2 separate regions of the Homo sapiens genome follow, and region 1 is linked to region 2. A link is a contact called in ENCODE Hi-C data. All regions are on one chromosome and are shown on one strand. Each heading gives the region's core, a stretch centred on a gene start or an enhancer-like site at or near the end of the contact. The rest is flanking DNA. Distances are from core to core; before and after follow the strand shown. Region 1 holds the start of XRCC2 (X-ray repair cross complementing 2). Region 2 holds the start of AGAP3 (ArfGAP with GTPase domain, ankyrin repeat and PH domain 3).

Region 1 (3,039 bases), core at 370-2,869, 1.6 Mb after region 2:
CAATCGCTTGAACCCGGGAGGCGGAAGTTGCAGTGAGCTGAGATGGCACCATTGCACTCCAGCCTGGGCAACAGAGCGAGAGTTCATCTCAAAAAAATATATATTTATATATAAAAAATATGTTTATATGTATTATATACTTTCTATATAATCTATATTATAAATATATTTTTAAATATATATTTATATAATATATTTTTAAATATATATTATATATAAATATATTTTTAAATATATATTATATATAAATATATTTTTAAATATATATATATCTATGGTTTATAACTGTAGCCGTTCTTATACTAAGCAGTGGTTCTACTCTTTAGGAACAGGGATTATCAAACTATGGCCAGCAGGCTAAATCCAAAAAACAAAGCTTTATTGGAACGCTGCCATGTGCCTTTATTTATCTATGACTGCCTTCCCATTAGAACAGCAGAGTTGAGTGGCTGTGACAGAAACGGCATGGCCTGCAAAGCCTAAATATTTACCACATGGCCCTCCACAAAAATGTTTGCTGACTCTTTTGAGATTGCTTCCTCTCTCATCTGCATAAAAGATCCTTCATACCCTGCCCACTGCTCAGCGCTTACTTCCCAACCTATTGTCCCTCACTCCCTTTGTTCCAATTTTACAGAAATACTTGCAGTTATCTAAATTAGCCATGCTCTTGCTTAATTCAGAATCCATGTACTCCCGACTGTCTCCGCTCTGAATGTCATCCTCTCCTTGCCAAACCATTTCAAATGGTCCTTGAAACTTCAGTCATCTCCTCCTGCATCTTCCATGATGCCCGCCCCTCTAATGGACAACAAACTTTTGTGCAATACTGTAATTCTTACAGCAGCCTCCCTTACTAGTTCTTTAATGGCAGAAGTTATGTCTTTTGTTGCTTACTCCTATCCCTTAACACGTAGTTGACACACAGTAAGTGCTGGACACTTGGTTCAATTCTTGAGGGGCATCCACCGGCTTGTGTGGCTCTGGAGCTACCTGGGCTGGAAACGAATACTAGGGGGTGGCGAGGGCCAGCTGCCCTAAGCAGAGACACGTGGGCTACAGGGAGGTGAGGCAACCTCCGCAAACACCACCTGTTCCAGAAAAGCTCCAAATGCTCCAACGGGCGACCCCTCCCCTTTTCTAGCTTTTCTTGCATAGCTTGACATTTCCAACGGTAGTTAATTTGTGAGGGGTTTTTAGACCATAACTCTTGGGAGGAGAGACCTCGTATGTTATATCGATCTGGGCAGGCAGCAAGTCTTCCAAAGAAAGACTTCCTCCACCTCCGCCCGGTCCTCCCACCTCGGAGGACTCCAGGCTGCCCAGGGGCGGACCCCTGGGGCCCAGGTGAGAGGTGGCAGAGGGTGCCAGCATCGCGGGCGTCTAGGCCGAGAGGCCGGTCCCAGCCCGGCCAGGCCGCGCCGCCCCAAGCCTCCCAATCCCCCGGGTTCCCTCGGCTCCCCTCGCCCACCGGCGGCCTTGTTCCCATCTCCCTCACTCCCAACCCGGCGGCTCTCACCTCGGTCCCAGACTCAGCCCTATGGAAGGCACTACACATCGCCCCGAAGGCTCGGCGCAGGAGAGACTCAACTTTCCCGCCACCAACGCCATTCACCAACTGCGCAGACTCTACGGCCAGTCAAACCCGCCCACCCGCGCGCGTGCGCACTGCGCCAGGCCGCGGCCGGGGAGGCGGGAGCATGCGCAATAGGGTGTGCGGGCCTCCCCGCCCCGCCCCCAGTTCCTGTGACGTCAGACTTCCGCGTCCCCCGCGGCGCTCTCCCGCGTCCCCTTGGAGATCGCTCCGGGGTGGCGGGGACAGCTGGTGCTTTTCTTGTCTGTTGTAAACTTTGGTTCGTTATTATTATATTAGGTAAAGCTGGTCTTATGTATTAATTTGTTTAACCATTAAAAATAATTGTATTGCACAAGCAGGCCCCTTTGTCCGTTCTCGGGTTAAAAGCCTCTGGCTGTGTGTGCGATTCATGGTTAATTCTGGAAAAAAAGAGAAAAGTATACTGTATTTAAAAGAATTTTTAAAATATACCGAGCCTGTGGATTTATCAAGTTGCTTTTTGAGGTAGGCAGGAGGATCACTGGAAGTCGGGAGTTCGAGACCAGCCTGGCCAAAATGGTGAAACCCCGTCTACAGTAAAAATACAAAAATTAGCCAGGTGTGGTGGCGCATGCCTGTAATCCCAGCTACTCAGGGAGGCTGAGGCAGGAGAATCGCTTGAACCAGGGAGGCAGAGGTTGCAGTGAGCCGAGATCGCGCCATCACACCTGAGCGGCAGAGCGAGACTCTGTCTCAAAAAAAAAAAAAGACAAAAATTTGGATATAGTAGCATTGGCCATTATTATCAAGATGACAAAATGTTTTCTGGAATGAAAAAGTTTCATGCAAAGATATACTTTTCACCCACCTAGTTTAGTTTTCAAAAACGCTAGGAAAGAGCATATACCAATGAAGTATTTCTCATGGGTAATATTAAAGTTGCTCATTTTGTAAATTGGAATGGTTTTGGTTCCAAGTCACAGAAAACCCAACTCTTACGTCCTGAAACAAATGGGCTTTACCGGGTGACATCACTAGAAGTCCAAAGGTAAGACAGGCTTCAAGGTTAGTTTAATTGAGAGGCTTGATGAGGCAAACAAGTACCTCATTTCTTTTTACCTCAGATTCATGTTTTCTACCTTGGCCTCTTCTCTACGTAGGGCTGCGGGCCCGTATCTGAAACATTAACAACCATCAGGAATGAGGTTGGTCTGGTTAGCTTAGGCCTGAATCGTGTGCCCCACTTACTTTTCTTTTTTTCTTTTTTTTTTTTTTTTTGGAGACGGAGTCTCATTGCACTCTCGCCCAGGCTGGAGTGCAGTGGTACCATCTCGGCTCACTGCAACCTCTGCCTCCCGGGTTCAAGTGATTCTTCTGCCTCAGCCTCCCAAGTATCTGGGACTACAGGCACGTGCCACCACGCCAGGCTAATTTTTGTATTTTTAGTAGAGATGGGGTTTCACCATATTGGCCAGGCTGATCTC
Region 2 (2,887 bases), core at 97-2,596:
AGATGTTGGATGTTACTTTTAGAATTATACAACATCAGAACTAGGTTTTATGTTCAACCACTATATTTCGCAGATGAAACCCAGAGAGGGCACAAGATATCCTTAAGCTTATGCAGGGAGATAGAAACACAGGTTCCTCAGGAGCTTAGGAGACCCTGTGTGTTGATTAGCTTGCACCAGGTGCTTTGGAAGGTACAAGGAACTCGGGAATAGTGACTGGGTTGGTTCTGGGGCTGAGTTGTGTGGGTAATCAAACAGTGGACAGCTTCATGCTGGGAAAAGATCCAGCTTGGCCAGGGAAGTGGAAGTGTGCGTAAGAAGGACGATGTGTGTCACTGATGCCCTAGGATATCTGGGGGTAGCAGATACCCTGCAACATCTCTGGCAGATTTATTGGCTGCGGCCTCTGCAAATGTCACCTCTTGTAGGTTTTAGGAAACGTGTGTGTGTTGGTGGGGGGGAGGGGGCTAACAGAACTGCAGCCCACTTTGGCAATGGGACTGCAGAGGAACTGGGACATTTCAGGGAGCTCCCTGGCCCTAGAGGGAGTGAAAGGACAGGATGGACAAGGGGTGAGGACAAGAAAAATTGAGAGCCACGTGGGCTTTGGTTGGTCTCTCCAATGGGATGAGTAGGGGAGAAAGGCATATACTATTTCATCCCTCCCTCTTCTTCCTCTATGTACCAATGGGGTCGGGTAGCATTTAGCTAATCTCCCAAGTCCGGCAGGGGGAGGGTCTTTTAGGAGAGCACTGCTGCAGCCGGCAGTGGAGAGCCTGGGCAGGGAGACAGGGAGAAAACTCCGGCAGCAGGGTGGTCTCTAGGGCTGACCTCGGAGCCTGGGGACAGGGGAGCCTATGCCGCACTGAAGGCGGGACGCTGTAAGCGAGGAGCAGCTGGGCCTGGGCGGACTCCTCGGCCAATCAGCCTCGGTCAGCAGCACCCTCAGGCGCAGGGCACTGTTTGGGCATTGCCTAGAGATCCGACACCCCGCCCAGATCAGCGCAGGGAGGCGAAAGCGACAGCCGGGCGCGGGAGGAGACCAGGGCAGCTGTCCCCTCCGCGAGGGTGGCCCTCGAGGCAATGCGGGTGGGGGCTGGTGAGGAGGCGGAAGGGCCGAGGCTGAGTGGGAGGGGCCGGGGCGCCAGGGCTGGAGCGCGCGGCTCGGGGGTGGAGGCTGCAGAGCCAGCGAGCGAGCGAGGGGCGGGGGCGCCCGGGCCGGCGCGCAGGAGGGGCGGGGGCGGCGGGGAGGGGGGCTCGGGCTGCGTGTGCCGGAGCCGGCGGGGGCGGCGGTGCGTGCGCATGACGCGGGGGGAGGGCCTGGGCCGCGCGCTCCCGGTCCCGTTGTTGTTGCCGCTGGAGGCTGCTCCGAGGCAGCGGGATCACGGCGCTGGGAAGCGCTCGGCAGCGGCGGCCACAGCGTGCGCGGCGGCGCCTCCTGGCCTCGGCCTCCGGCCCCCGGCCCCCGGCTCCATGCGCTAGCCCCGCGCCGCCAGCCCAGTAGTCCCGGCCCCGCCAGCCCCGCGCTCCCGCTCGCCGCTGCCGCCGCCGCCGCCGCCGCCGCCTCCGCCGCGCCGCCCCGGGCCCGCCTCGGGCCCCACGGCTCCGAAGCCATGAACTTCCAGGCGGGCGGGGGGCAGAGCCCGCAGCAGCAGCAGAGCCTGGCGGCTCCGGGGGGCGGCGGCGCTGCCGCGCAGCAGCTCGTCTGCGGCGGGCAGTTCGGCGGCGCGGGGCCCGGGGCCGGGGGCGGCGGCGGCCCCTCGCAGCAGCTGGCCGGCGGGCCCCCCCAGCAGTTCGCGCTCTCCAACTCCGCGGCCATCCGGGCCGAGATCCAGCGCTTCGAGTCCGTGCATCCCAATATCTACGCCATCTACGACCTGATCGAGCGCATCGAGGATTTGGCGCTGCAGAACCAGATCCGGGAGCACGTCATCTCCATCGAGGGTGAGCGGAGCCGGGGGCTGCGGGAGCCGGGGCGCAGTGGCCTCTCCGGCGCCGGCCGAGGGCTCCACAGGCCGTGCCTGGCCATGCTCTCCCTGTCGGGGGTCCTTGCGCGCTTGAGGACCAGGCCACGAGGTTTGCCGATCTGTGTTGCAGAACCGGCGGGCAGCTTCGCCATATCTCGTTCGGGGACACTTTGGGGTTGGGGGTTTTCTGCTGACTGTGTTCCAGGGCGCGAAGGTGGTGTCGCTTGGGGGGGCCGGGACCAGATCTGTCCAGGCCTGGCCGGGGAAGGTGGGCGCGGCAGAGGGCTTCAGCTGCGGGGAGGTGGGGTCGTGACCGGGGAGGCTTCTTAGCCGCTGCCCGGGCCCTGCTCCGCAGTGGGGCGGGGGATCGGAGCCTCGCGTTAGTGGATGGCAGCCTTCCCGGGCCCAGCGCCCGCAGGCCCGGAGGGTGGCGCTCGCCGCGGCGCCCTCTCCCGACGCACACCCCCTACGCCGCGGCGGCCAAGCGGGAGCGGGCCGGGCCTGGCGCTGGGCTGAGGCTCAGCGACCGCGTGGGAGGCGCCGGCAGGTCCATCCGCGCTTTGGCCGGGTCATGAGCCTGACGGGGATCCGCGGCTCCTCGGTCTGGAGGCAGCTGCTGGGCAGCCGGGTGCTGACCGACCGCCAGGGACACCGCACCCGGAGTCGGGGACCGGAAACCCCCGGCCACTGCGCTGCCTAGCGCTTTTTTCTCTGGGCCCTTAGGCCCTGGACTTTCGACCGCTGAGGGCACAGGAAGTGGTGGCACGCTGCTGGCAGATGCCTCGCAAGCCCTGGTGTGGTGGGTGCTGGAGGCACCCGCAGGCACCCCGGTGGCATGGTGACCTTCGAGCGGGCACGGACAGATGGGCCTCACCCTGGGCCATCTGCTTCCTCCCCCAGCTCTGTTTGAAAGGGGACGC

Evidence for each region. Hi-C counts contacts between places; a loop is a spot of excess contacts on that map. Pooled maps may share reads with other maps.
Region 1: a loop to region 2 is called in a pooled map, with 7 times the contacts of the local background. The contact joins the promoter of XRCC2 here to the promoter of AGAP3 in region 2. A Hi-C loop is called at or near these places in 3 of 37 single-sample maps with no recorded cell type and 6 of 50 pooled maps.

The regions. Positions count from the first base shown.
Region 1 is chr7:152,674,522-152,677,560 of GRCh38, forward strand. XRCC2 (X-ray repair cross complementing 2) reads right to left here and starts at 1,620. Exons shown (of 3, transcript NM_005431.2): 1 at 1,520-1,620. The coding sequence starts at 1,558. RefSeq lists silencers at 1,007-1,096, 1,397-1,866 and an enhancer at 1,097-1,941.
Region 2 is chr7:151,085,129-151,088,015 of GRCh38, forward strand. AGAP3 (ArfGAP with GTPase domain, ankyrin repeat and PH domain 3) reads left to right here and starts at 1,347. Exons shown (of 18, transcript NM_031946.7): 1 at 1,347-1,944. The coding sequence starts at 1,614. RefSeq lists silencers at 1,067-1,316, 1,367-1,456, 1,823-1,892, 2,253-2,522 and an enhancer at 2,743-2,887.